Regions from separate parts of the Mus musculus genome. Here region 2 is linked to region 1. The links are chromatin loops, found by intact Hi-C in ENCODE. Cell type or tissue: heart. All regions are shown on one strand. Links, peaks and the distances in the headings refer to the core of each region. The heading gives the core; the rest is flanking DNA. Region 1 overlaps Dnah2 (dynein, axonemal, heavy chain 2). Region 2 has its middle 11 kb from the start of Gm40039.

Region 1 (2,500 bases), core at 1-2,500:
AGACGAGAGAACAGCAGCCCTGAGAGTCAGTCAGGAAGGAATCTCAAAGGTGGAGAATCTTCAGGGGCTGCATTTGTGAGTGTGTGGGGTGGGTGTGGGGTGGATAAAGGGAAGGTCAAACGGGCTCCGAAGAGGCGGGGGCTGGCAGCCTGGCACCTGGCAGCATGGCCTTCTCCGGGGAAGAGTTGGTGTACCACAGGTGCCAGTCCCGAGGGTACTGCTCAAAGGAGTTCATGAGCCCATGGAAGTTGGTCAGTTTGTCCAGTTCTGTGATATTATCCCAGTAGGCATCTGCCAGCCAACTGGTACATGGATTGTCCATTTGGCCTTCACGATCCAGGACCTTGGGGAAGAGAGAGAAGATGCCTAGAACCCTCAAAAGGAAAGTTCCTAAAATAAAACAACAACAACAAAAGACAAATGTTTGTATTAGTTTTGGGGTTTTTGGTTTTTTTTTTTTGGTTTTTTGTTTGTTTGTTTGTTTTGTTTTTTTGAGACAGGGTTTCTCTGTGTAGCCCTGGCTGTCCTGGGGCTGGCCTCAAACTCAGAAATCCGCCTGCCTCTGCCTCCCAAGTGCTGGGATTAAAGGGGTACGCCACCATGCCCGGCTCTAAATGTTTGTTTTAATGAATATTCCAACTACCCTGATCTGGTCATCACACACACACACACACACACACACATGTATGTACTGATACTGAAACACCTCATTGCAAGCCAGGCATGGTGCCTGTCACCAAAACACCCAGGTGCCAGGCTAGACAAGAAAATGACCAGGAATTCAAGGTCAGCCTGGGCTATACAGTGCATTCTAGGCTAGCATAAGCTATAAAGAACCTTATCTTAAAAAAAAAATTAAGCCACGCTATACCCAGTAAGACTGTGCAATTGCTATGTTTTTTTAAGATTTATTTTTATTGTTGTATATTATTAATATAATGTATAATGTTATTATATTGTAGTTGACTTCAGACACACCAGAAGATGGCATCAGATCTCATTATGGGTGGTTGTGAGCCACCATGTGGTTGCTGGGACTTGAACTCGGGACCTTTGGAAGAGCAGTCAGTGCTCTTACCCGCTGAGCCATCTCACCAGCCCAATTGCTATGTTTTAATTAAAAATAAAACATGATATTTTAAGTTATCTCCTCCCGTCGTGTGTGTGTGTGTGTGTGTGTGTGTGTGTGTGTGTGTGTGTGTGTGTGTGTTTGGTGTTGGTTTTCTGTGAAGCAGAGTGAATGCCTAATGAGGAGACAGGAATCTAAGATGGACGCAAAGCCACCTTTACTGAGGGATGCATGGTGGGGGGGCACTGCATACCCACAACAGTTAAAGTTTAGGAAGCTGATGCCCTCTGGTGGCTTAGTGGCAGAAATAGCTCCAAACCCACCCACTGTTGGCATACTCCTCCCATCTGTTCTTATACTCATGCTTTTAAACGAAAATCTGTGTTTTTCCCTCCACTTTGGTGTGTGTGCACACGCCGCGTGTGCGTGTGGTGTACGTGCAGGTGTGCAAGTGTGTGAAAGGCAGAGAATGATGGTGGGTGCCTCCATTGCTCTTCACTTATTCCCTAGAGATCAGATCTCTCCCTGAACTGGAAGCTAGCCAATTAGGCTAGGTCAGGCTAGGTGGGTGGTAAGCATCTGTCTCCATCTTTCACTGTCCTGCTGAGGTTATAAGTACATGAAACTCAGCTGACTTTTTTTTTTTTTTTAAGGAAGAGAGTCAAGTATACCTGGGTTTCATGTAAGAGGTGATCAGATGACCAGCTTGAAGTGGGTCTCCAGAGTCACGTAACAAGTCAGCCCCTCAGCCCCAGGTGCTCCGAGTACTCACGTTTCTGGGGAGCCTTCGATTCTGCCCTCCCTCTGACTTGGCCTCCTCCACACACCTGCTGCCATCCCCATGTGACCCCCGTGCAGGGAGGTGCCCTCCCACCAACTCACCACACCCCCACGCAGGAAGAAGTTGTACTCATCCATGTTGAGCTTGCCGGACGTCTCCAGGATTTTGGCGCACATGTGAAAACTGAACAGAAGCTTGTGGCGCTCAAAAAGGGTTCGGCAGGTGTACCTGGGAGGCACAGAGGAATGGGCAGGGAAGATGGAGGGGGTGGAGGAATGTGGGGTGAGTTGCCCCGCACGAATGCTCGCTCAGTGGGTAACGGTCACAGCCTTACCCAGGAGGACTGTAGCCAGCGTCTAACCCAAACCTCCTGGAAACAACCAAGGCCCCGGGGGCCTTGAGAGATTGAGTTTTCCCAGTGTCCATCCATAACTAGGCATTTAGTTCCATTAAATAAACAAAACATTGATTTTTCTCTCACTATCTTGCTGGGCACTCTGTAGCCCTGAAGACACAGATAAGTAAGCTATGGTCTAGGTCCGTGAGGAAATCACAGCTCAGCAGGGAGGCAGCGTGCTCTGACATAGGGACCCAGAGGCCGTCATGATGAGCTCAAAGTGGTGTCTAGGGAACTGAAAGGCATGGTGCCC
Region 2 (8,556 bases), core at 2,543-5,042, 160 kb before region 1:
AAAATTGTCAGGAAAGAAAATGATGAAGTCTTTTACTGTGGGTCAAATCCTTGTCACAAGCACCCCGCACACATTCCCCCCCCCTTTCAAAAGATGAAATCTCTCTGGTGGGGTAAATGGGAGACCTTATTGATCGCTGTCAGACTTTTCCCAATGCCCTGCTGAAGCAGCAGCTGCCAAGGCCAAAGCCAAGCACCGATCCCAGGACCCACAGAGAGGAAGGCTGGAGCAGGAACCACAGAAGCCATCTCCTCAGTTCTTGAGTCCGCTGATACCGCGAGTGCTATCGCCACTTCTGCTGAAGGACCTGCGGCCATTTCCAGAGGCAGTGGGAGCTGACAATCAAGTCGCCTGAGTTATTTATCCTGCTGTGGCCACGGCAATCACTGACAGTGTTAAAAGCCCTTGTAGCTACCTGAGGGAGATTCAAAGCTGGACAATGACACTGGGAGGAGACTTTAAACCTGTTGCAGACATCCCACAGACACTTCCTTTCCATTGAGGGGAGCTAACATGGCTGTCTTGCCTACCACTCTAAGACTGGAGACTTTTGGGAGCCTCTGTCTACGCTGTGCCAGCTTCAGAGGACCCTCAGAGGACCAGATCCACTGCATCTTCAGATAGCCCCTCCTACAGGTGACAACCCAGTGAGGAAGAAGCCCCCATGACAGCTAGTAAAAGCACTGGCAGATGAAGGATGCTTCTCTAGCAGCCTGGGAGCCCTCCCTTCTATAAACTACCTAATTTCATCACAGAAGGGTTTTTCTAGTCATCTTTTGTCTTTATCACAGGTAGAACAGGTCAAACTAGTTGCATGAAGTACAGGCGATTCCTGGGGCGGCTAGTTCCAAGCACACTAGCACCCCGCCCCCAGAGGGGTACAGAAGAGCCCAGGCAAGAGCTGTGAGCAGAGACTTCCAAAAACAAGAGACTCCCGAAGACCAGAGGTAAGCCCTTGCCCCGGAAGCACTCATGGGTCCTGACAGCCATCAAGATGCTATCCAAAGCTGCAACACCAAGGACTGAGGGCCTAACAGAGCTAGAGTTACAGCACTGGCGAGCACGGAGCTGTAGCTCGATGAGAAAGGTGTTCTTAAACCCTCGGCATCTCCTTATAGATGCCGGCAGAACAGCTCCACAATTAAATGAAAGCAATCCTCTCCAAAGACAGTGACCATCTCACAGAGTAAAGAGAAACACTTCAGACACCTAGAACACCAGGGGGCGTATGTGAGGCGTTGGTTTCCTTTACCTGATACATCAGTCCTTCCGCAGACCAGTGTCCTCTGACTCAGTCCAGTTTTATCTGCAGATGGCATCAGATCCCGCAGGCGACTGACCCACCATACAGCATAGCTGAGCCTTCAGATTCACTGCCTGTAAATCCCCGAGAAGAAACGCTTACATAGAGAGAGAGACCCACTCACCGCAGAATCACAAGCAATGAGGATATCATGTGGTTTAAGATAAAGCAAAGTCTAACTACAGCAATCTGGAAGCCAGAAGGTGTGATTGATTAGCTAAGGATCCCATGCCTGAATCATGGTAACTGATTTAATATCATATACCAGGATCTGGGCATTTGTTTCATTCCCTAAATTTAAAATGACTTCCTATACCTCCCAGGCAGCTAGTTAGCTGGTTTAGGGCATCATCAAAGAAAATGAAGACGCTGAGTGTGATGGCACATGCCTGGGGCTCTAATACTGGAGATGGTCACACAGGCATCACAAATTTGAGGGCAGCCCACACTTCCTGAAGAGATTCTGTCAGAGGAAGAAGTGGAGGAGAAGGAGAGGAGGAGGAGGAGACAAAAAAAAAGTAAAGAGATAAAAGAACAGTAGAAAGTGGGGCTGGCTAACTCCATGCCAACCAGAAAACAACAGAGGAAGGGGAGGGCAATACCCCAGCTAGACACTATGTGCTAGCAAGGAAAGTCTCCATTACCAGGAGTGTTTACTTGTTTTTGACTTGTTGGCTAATGGGATCGCACAGACCTTCAAGAATCACAAACTATCACCAACCCTCTCATTTACCCCCCCCAAATATGACAGTAAGACCCTAATGATCAAATACACTGTATGAAATCTTTTTTTAAAAAAAATGTAAGAGTTGGAGAGTAGTTGGCTTAGTAGTTAAGAGCACGTGTAGGACCTGTGTTTAATTCCCAGCACCTACATGGTGTCTCACAACCATCTGTTAACTCCAGTTACAGGGAATCTCAGGTACACACACGGTACACATACATGCATGCAGGTAAGCACTCATACATTTAAAAAGGTATTTATGGGACTTAGCAATAAAATCATGGTGTTTTCCTAAAGGATAAAGAAAGAGGGATATCAATGGCAGACGCTCCGTCCGAGCTCACTGGTGCTGCACCTTGGTTCTCTGAGCATCCCCTAACACTTGTAAAACATGACAGCTTGCTTTCTTCCTTTTCTCTGATTATATCATTCTTCCTCCAACACGGAAGCTTTGTTAGAATTTTTAGAGCCAAGTTAAATAGGGGTGATGGTCCTTGTCGTGCCCATTTTAAAGAGGAATAATTCATGGTTCCCCATTAAGGGTAATTCTGACTTTTGCTTTTAAACAGTCTTTTTGTCATGTTAAAGAGACAACCTTTTATTGCTTCTAGGAAGCATTTGAATGAAGAATCCCCTTTGGGTATCCATGGAATTAACTGTGTGTATTTTTACAATAGTTTTCCAGGAGTATTATTGGTTATGCTCACACTTGAGCCTTTAGGAGTGAAAAAAAATAGAAATAGTAAAAAGTGTGTTCCTTTTAAAGTTCTGTTAAAGGGAGGCGAGATGGAAGGCAGTGGTATAAAGGATTAAAGGGGAATAATAGAACAGAAAGGGTTAAATGGGGCGGGAGGTGGGAGGGCTCAGGATAGAGGGGGAAACAGGGGAGGGCTACACTGACACTGTGGCCTTTTGAAAAGCCATATGGACACCTGCTACTGTAGAAGCTTCCTAATATACATAGACATATAGAAAAGACTTTAAATGGAGTTGTCCTATAAAGGAGTGACAATACCCCTGCTAGACACCACAGGCTAACAAAAACCCCAGCACTGGGGATAGGTTCCTGCTGCCTAGTGAGGTCCCAAGAATTACAACTGAGTGCCAATTCTTTTGGTTACTTGACACTAAGACCCTACTACCAGAAGATACCATGTGCTCGAGTCATAGAATACAGAGAGATCAAGCTGGTACTCCCCTAGAAACTTCATCCCTTCTAGTTAGCTTTCACAATACCAGAAAATCCTACACACACTACAGGAGGAGACACGGAATCGCCAGCCGGGAACCCTTCAAACTCTGACAATGGATGGCCTGGCGGGACAGGCCAGCTGGTTCGATGGTAGCACAGATGTCACGGGAGAAGTCAACCACTTTCCGATTTGCACATGAGAATTTAGCATTCCTTATTGCAGCTTTATCAAGAACACTTCCAATCTAGATACAGCTCCAGTGCCTATTAAAGGAGATCCGCCCGTTCTGGTGCAATACCAGCACACCGTGGACAAGAAGCATGGGTAATTAGCGTGTGGAACAGTGTGAAAGACTCGCACAGACTGTTGTGACGAAGAAATCAGACATGAGACTACATGCTGACGAGTCTACTTATGTGAAGTTTAGTCACAGGCAAACAGATTTGCTGGATTGTAAATTTTGCTTGCGTGATGAGTCTCACAACTCGAACTCAATCCCCAGGAGACACAGTGAAAGGAGAAAACTGACTCCCGAAAGTTGTCCTCTGACCTGCGCAGGCAAGACAGTGAGCTTGTGAATATGAATCTGTATGTGCGTGCACACACCCGCACGCGAGTGCGCGTGCACACACACTCACACACACATGTGTGCACATTGAATTTGATTTAATTTTAAGAACATTTATGGACGATGGTAATAGTGATTATCTGAAGAGTGCCTGAGCCTTAACCAGTAGGGGGCGCTGGTGAGTTTTCTAGGTGCTAGAAATGGAACTAACAGGTTTGGACAGCAGTTACTGTGCCTCAGCAAACATAAACCTTCATCAAGATCAGGGCCTATGCGCTTGAACTTGGTGCATGACTCAGTGGCCCAGCACTGCTTAGCATGTGCAAGGTTTAATCACCAGCATTAAAAAAAACAAACACGGAAACAAAACTAAAAATAAGGGCTGAAGCCAGTTGTGGTCCCAACACTGAGGGGGAAGTAGACTTGGGATCCCACCCGCAACCAACTGATACCTGCTGGCAAAGGGGAGCCCATTTCCTCAAATGGGATGTCACTGGGCATGTCAACTACTCCCCACGGCAAGCCTGCGCCCAAGAGTAGGTGGCCAACATAGAATGAACTGTGATTTGTGTGTGGGTGTGGGAGGGTGCATTTTGTCTCACTTTGGTTTTTGTTTTGTTTTATTTATTTTTTTATTTTTTGTTTGTCCTGACTTTTGTGATGTATTTTTGTTTTGAAAGGGAAAGAACATAAAGTTAGGTAGGGAGGCGGAGAAGAACCCGGGAGGAGTCAGAAGAGGAAAAACATTACCAAAGTATGCTTTATTAAAAAAATAAATAAAAACAAGTAAGTAAATAAAAAAAAAAACCACTGGCAAAAATGGTAATTGTAGTGAGAATTGGAGAGCTGGCTCAGCTGTGCATAGTGTGGTCTGTTCCTTCAGAGGACAGGGCTGGGTCCAAGGCCTACACTGGGCAGCTCATACTGCCTGTACCTATAGTTCCCGGGGATTCAGCACTCGCATCTAATCTCTTGGGGCATTTTCACGTATGTGTTCTTATCCATGTAGACACAAATTAAAAATAAAAAGCTTTAGGGGCTGGAGAGATGGCTCCGTGGTTAAGAGCACTGGCTGCTCTGACAGAGGACCTGGGTTCAGCTCCTATCACCCACATGGTGATGGTTGACACACCCATCCGTAACTCCAGTTCTAGGGATTCCAAAGTCCTCTGTGGGCACCATAGGCATGTGGCACACAGACATACACGCAGACAAAACACCTATGCACATTAAATAAATAAATAACATAAAAGTCTTTAGTGACAAGGCCTGGAAGACCTGCCCTGCTGAGGCCATCAGGAAGTGTAGCCCCCTTCAGCCTCTCCCCACTCTCCAGCCCTGGAATAAAATGGCCCGACCCCCCCCCCAGAAAATAAAAAATAAAATGTAAAAAAAAAAATGGGGCTTGAGGAGATGGCTCAGTCAGCAAAATGCTTGCTCTGCACTCATGAGCACCGGGTCCCCAGAGCCATGCAAAGGGGGGGCAGAGCCATGCAGAATTCCTAGAGCTCATTGCTAGCCAGTCCAGTTCACTGAGTTCCAGGTTCAGTGAAAAACCTCTGCCTCAAAAAAAAAAGAAAAAGAAAAACGAAAGGAAGGGAGGGAGGAAGAGAGAGAGAGGAGAGAGAGAGAGAAAAAAAAGCTGGGTGGTTAGATCTCTAACTTCGAGGCCAGCCTGCTCTACAAAGTGAGTTTCAGGACAGCTAGGGCTACACAGAGAAACCTTGTCTCAAAAACTAAAACAACAACAACAATAAATATAATAATGATGAGATGCAGTGCAGTGGAAGAAGACACCTCACATCAGCCCACACAGCAGGTAAGTACATACCTGCATATAAACATACATACCACTCAGTCAAAAATACACTTTCAAAAAGCAAAACTGAAAAAGATTTGTATGTACTTCATGGAACTTATTTGTAATAAAATTAAAAATTTAAATGTTGAGCCAGGCGTGGTGGCGCACACTTTTAATCCCAGCACTCGGGAGGCAGAGGCAGGCGGATTTCTGAGTTCGAGGCCAACCTGGTCTACAAAGTGAGTTCCAGGACAGCCAGGGCTATACAGAGAAACCCTGTCTCAAAAACAAACAAACAAACAAAAAAACAAAAAAATTAAATGTTAACCGTGTATATCCTTTCATTGGGTAATTCTACCTCCAGGAAATCATATTGAAGAAATAATCCTAGCCAAAATAATTCTGTCCAGAGATGGTTAATATGGCAATAAAGCATTCTTGTAAAATACTAAAAGAAAATCTTACCGCACAAACCCAACATCAGCTGATCACGTGATAAACTCATGCAATACATCTCCTATCTATTGCAAGCCTAGGATGTAGGCTAAGGATATAAGCCGGTGGTAGTACACTTGCCTGGCACGTGTACTGAGCCCAGTACCTCTAAAACAATATTTAATATACAGGGTAAATTAAGGTCTAAGTTACAACCATATGCACATGTGTCAGTCTGATTGTGTAGAAAATTAAAAATGTATGAGACTAACTAAGAAGAATAAAAATGGAAAAGGAGACGGAAGGAATACTGTTGTGTTGTTGGCCCCCAAAACACAAAGCATTCACGCAAAGGTTTTGCACTCCTGTCCTTCCCAGGCGTTAGAAGCGAGAGCTAGTGCTAGTCTCTGAAACCCTGGGCTTCTTTATGATGACGATGCTTCTTTCTTGGGCTCAGGCCAACAAACTTATGAATGAGGAGGTTAATAGAAATTGCCTGACCTCTGTGGGTTAGAATTAGAATCTCGACAATGGAACGGGATCCTTAAACATCAAGAAGACTCAAACTAACCCGGCAGTGGTGGCGCATGCCTTTAATCCGATCACTTGGGAGGCAGAGGCAGGTGGATTTCTGAGTTCGAGGCCAACCTGGTACACAGAGTGAGTTATAGGACAGAGAAACCAAAAAACCAAAAAAAAAGACTCGAAAAAGGTCTTCAAGGAAATGATTTTCTTCAAAATCTTGCATGATTTTCGGAGAGCCTGTGAACGAAGCTGACAAAGGACAGATTATGGAGAGAAAAGACCAAGATGTTGACTTACATATGCGGGATTTCACTCGGAAAGTGGCTCAGCTCACTCAGTGCTGGTGGGGCCTCCGAGACCTGACTTAAAGGGACAGAGGAAAGGCTCAGTGAGTCCGAGCCGTGGCTGCTGAAGCAGAGGACCTGGGTTTGGTTCCCAGCACCCACAAGGCAGCTCACAACTTCTGTAACTCCAGTTCCAGGGGATCTGTCACCCTCTTATGACCTCCTTGGGTGCTGCATTGGTGTGCACATAGATACATTCAGGAAAAGCGCAGGTTACATTAAATGCAAACAAATCTTTATAAACCTACTTTAACAGGTGGTATCTAGAGGAAGAAAAATAAATAAATTTCTTTGTTGATAATGGTTAGACTCTTGTGGAGAACAGACAGGATATACGTTTGTGGTGGGTTGGTTTACGAAGAGCTCAGTGGTTTGGAGGGGGTTGCTGGTAGTTCACCCGCTCCTGGCGTGGATGTGCAGCCGTGAAGAGGGGTTTGTGGTTGTTTAAATAGCCAGAAGTTCCTGCTGTTAGACAGAGCAGCTGGGGTGGACTGAGCCTCTCTGTGAGGGCTGTTTCTCAAATATCTTCAGCTCAGAATAATCCCATGGCAGTATGTGGTAATTCGTAGTGGCCTTTTGTTCATATAGACAATATTCTGAAATATTATCAACCTACATCCTCCCCCCACCCCACCACCCCGCCGCCAGTTTCCTATTAGATCTCACTTCACTTATGCTGGTTTGGGGGTTGTTTAATTTTTTTAAAAGACAGCATCTCATGTAACCCAGGCTGCCTCCAAGTCACTCTGTAGCTGAGGGTGACCTTGGACTTCTGATCCTCCTGCCTTCACTTCCCAAGGGCTGGGCTTGCAGGCATGAGTCACACTTCTCTCCGGGGAGAAGGGGACAGATCTGCCTGCCCAGAAAAGAACCGAGTGAGATGGTTCAACAGCTTTTAAGCTTCTAAAATCTAGGTCCTGTGGGGAATAGTCTGGCCAATAAGATGTGACAATATGACTCTTCAGTCCCCAGACAGAAGACAAGAGCTGATGAAGAGAGGAGACTGTGCCATGGGCTGAGTACACTTCCAGTCAACACTCAAGGTCAGGGACAGAGTCAGAAATGCCAGATAGGTTTTCAGATGGTTAAGGGGAAGTTCAAGATGGAAAAAGATCCCAGCCCAGGAACAGCTGGGACTCTGAGGCAGACCCCACAGGGGTGCTGCAGTCCAGCTTGCAACAGAGTCCCAAAGGTCTAGGTAACCCTACAGCATCACCTCCAACGGTCTGGAATCCCAGAGGACATGGCGGTCCCCAGGGTCATCGCTGGCTCTGAGAGCCCTATGGGAGGAGGAATTCAGGGTTCTAGCAAGGATATGCTCAGGTGCCTGGAACTTGATGCAGTGGGAGAAGACTGTGAAAGTGAGTAAGGACACAAATCTACAGGTTTGCACAACTATGGGTTTAGAAAGTTCTATTGTGCAGAATAAGAGAGCTAGGTCAGAAGGCCCAGGCAGCCCAGCAACCCAAAGAGGCCTCTAAAGAAACATCTGACAGAATCTGGTGACTGTTATGGGCCCCCACAGGTCTATGTTTAGGGTGCTGGGATCCAGCCTGTAGTGGAATTTGGAAAGCTGTGGAGATTTTAGGAGGTGGCTCCTGGCTGCTGAAGACTCACTAGCCGCGGCTGTATCCTCTCTCCTGTTCTGGCTTGTGTTCTCTGT

What was found. A loop is a pair of places that touch in the nucleus more often than their neighbours do. Peaks named below come from ENCODE experiments on the same cell type or tissue, not always from the same donor. Only the 100,000 strongest peaks of a DNase experiment are listed, where the experiment ranks them.
Region 2: it touches region 1 in a loop (5-fold over the local background); 10 of 42 quality-filtered maps call a loop at or near these places.

The regions. Positions count from the first base shown.
Region 1 is chr11:69,430,903-69,433,402 of GRCm38, forward strand. Dnah2 (dynein, axonemal, heavy chain 2) reads right to left here. Exons shown (of 86, transcript NM_001081330.1): 73 at 1,952-2,078; 74 at 157-343. Among named protein-coding and RNA genes, the nearest start is that of Kdm6b, 16 kb to the left of the region's middle. In heart, for the core only: a CTCF peak has its summit at 1,382 (motif pointing left); DNase peaks (open chromatin) are centred at 1,369 and 1,879; H3K4me3 peaks cover 273 bases; H3K27me3 peaks cover 164 bases.
Region 2 is chr11:69,268,538-69,277,093 of GRCm38, forward strand. No RefSeq gene overlaps it. Among named protein-coding and RNA genes, the nearest start is that of Gm40039, 11 kb to the left of the region's middle. In heart, for the core only: a CTCF peak has its summit at 3,945 (motif pointing right); a DNase peak (open chromatin) is centred at 3,984.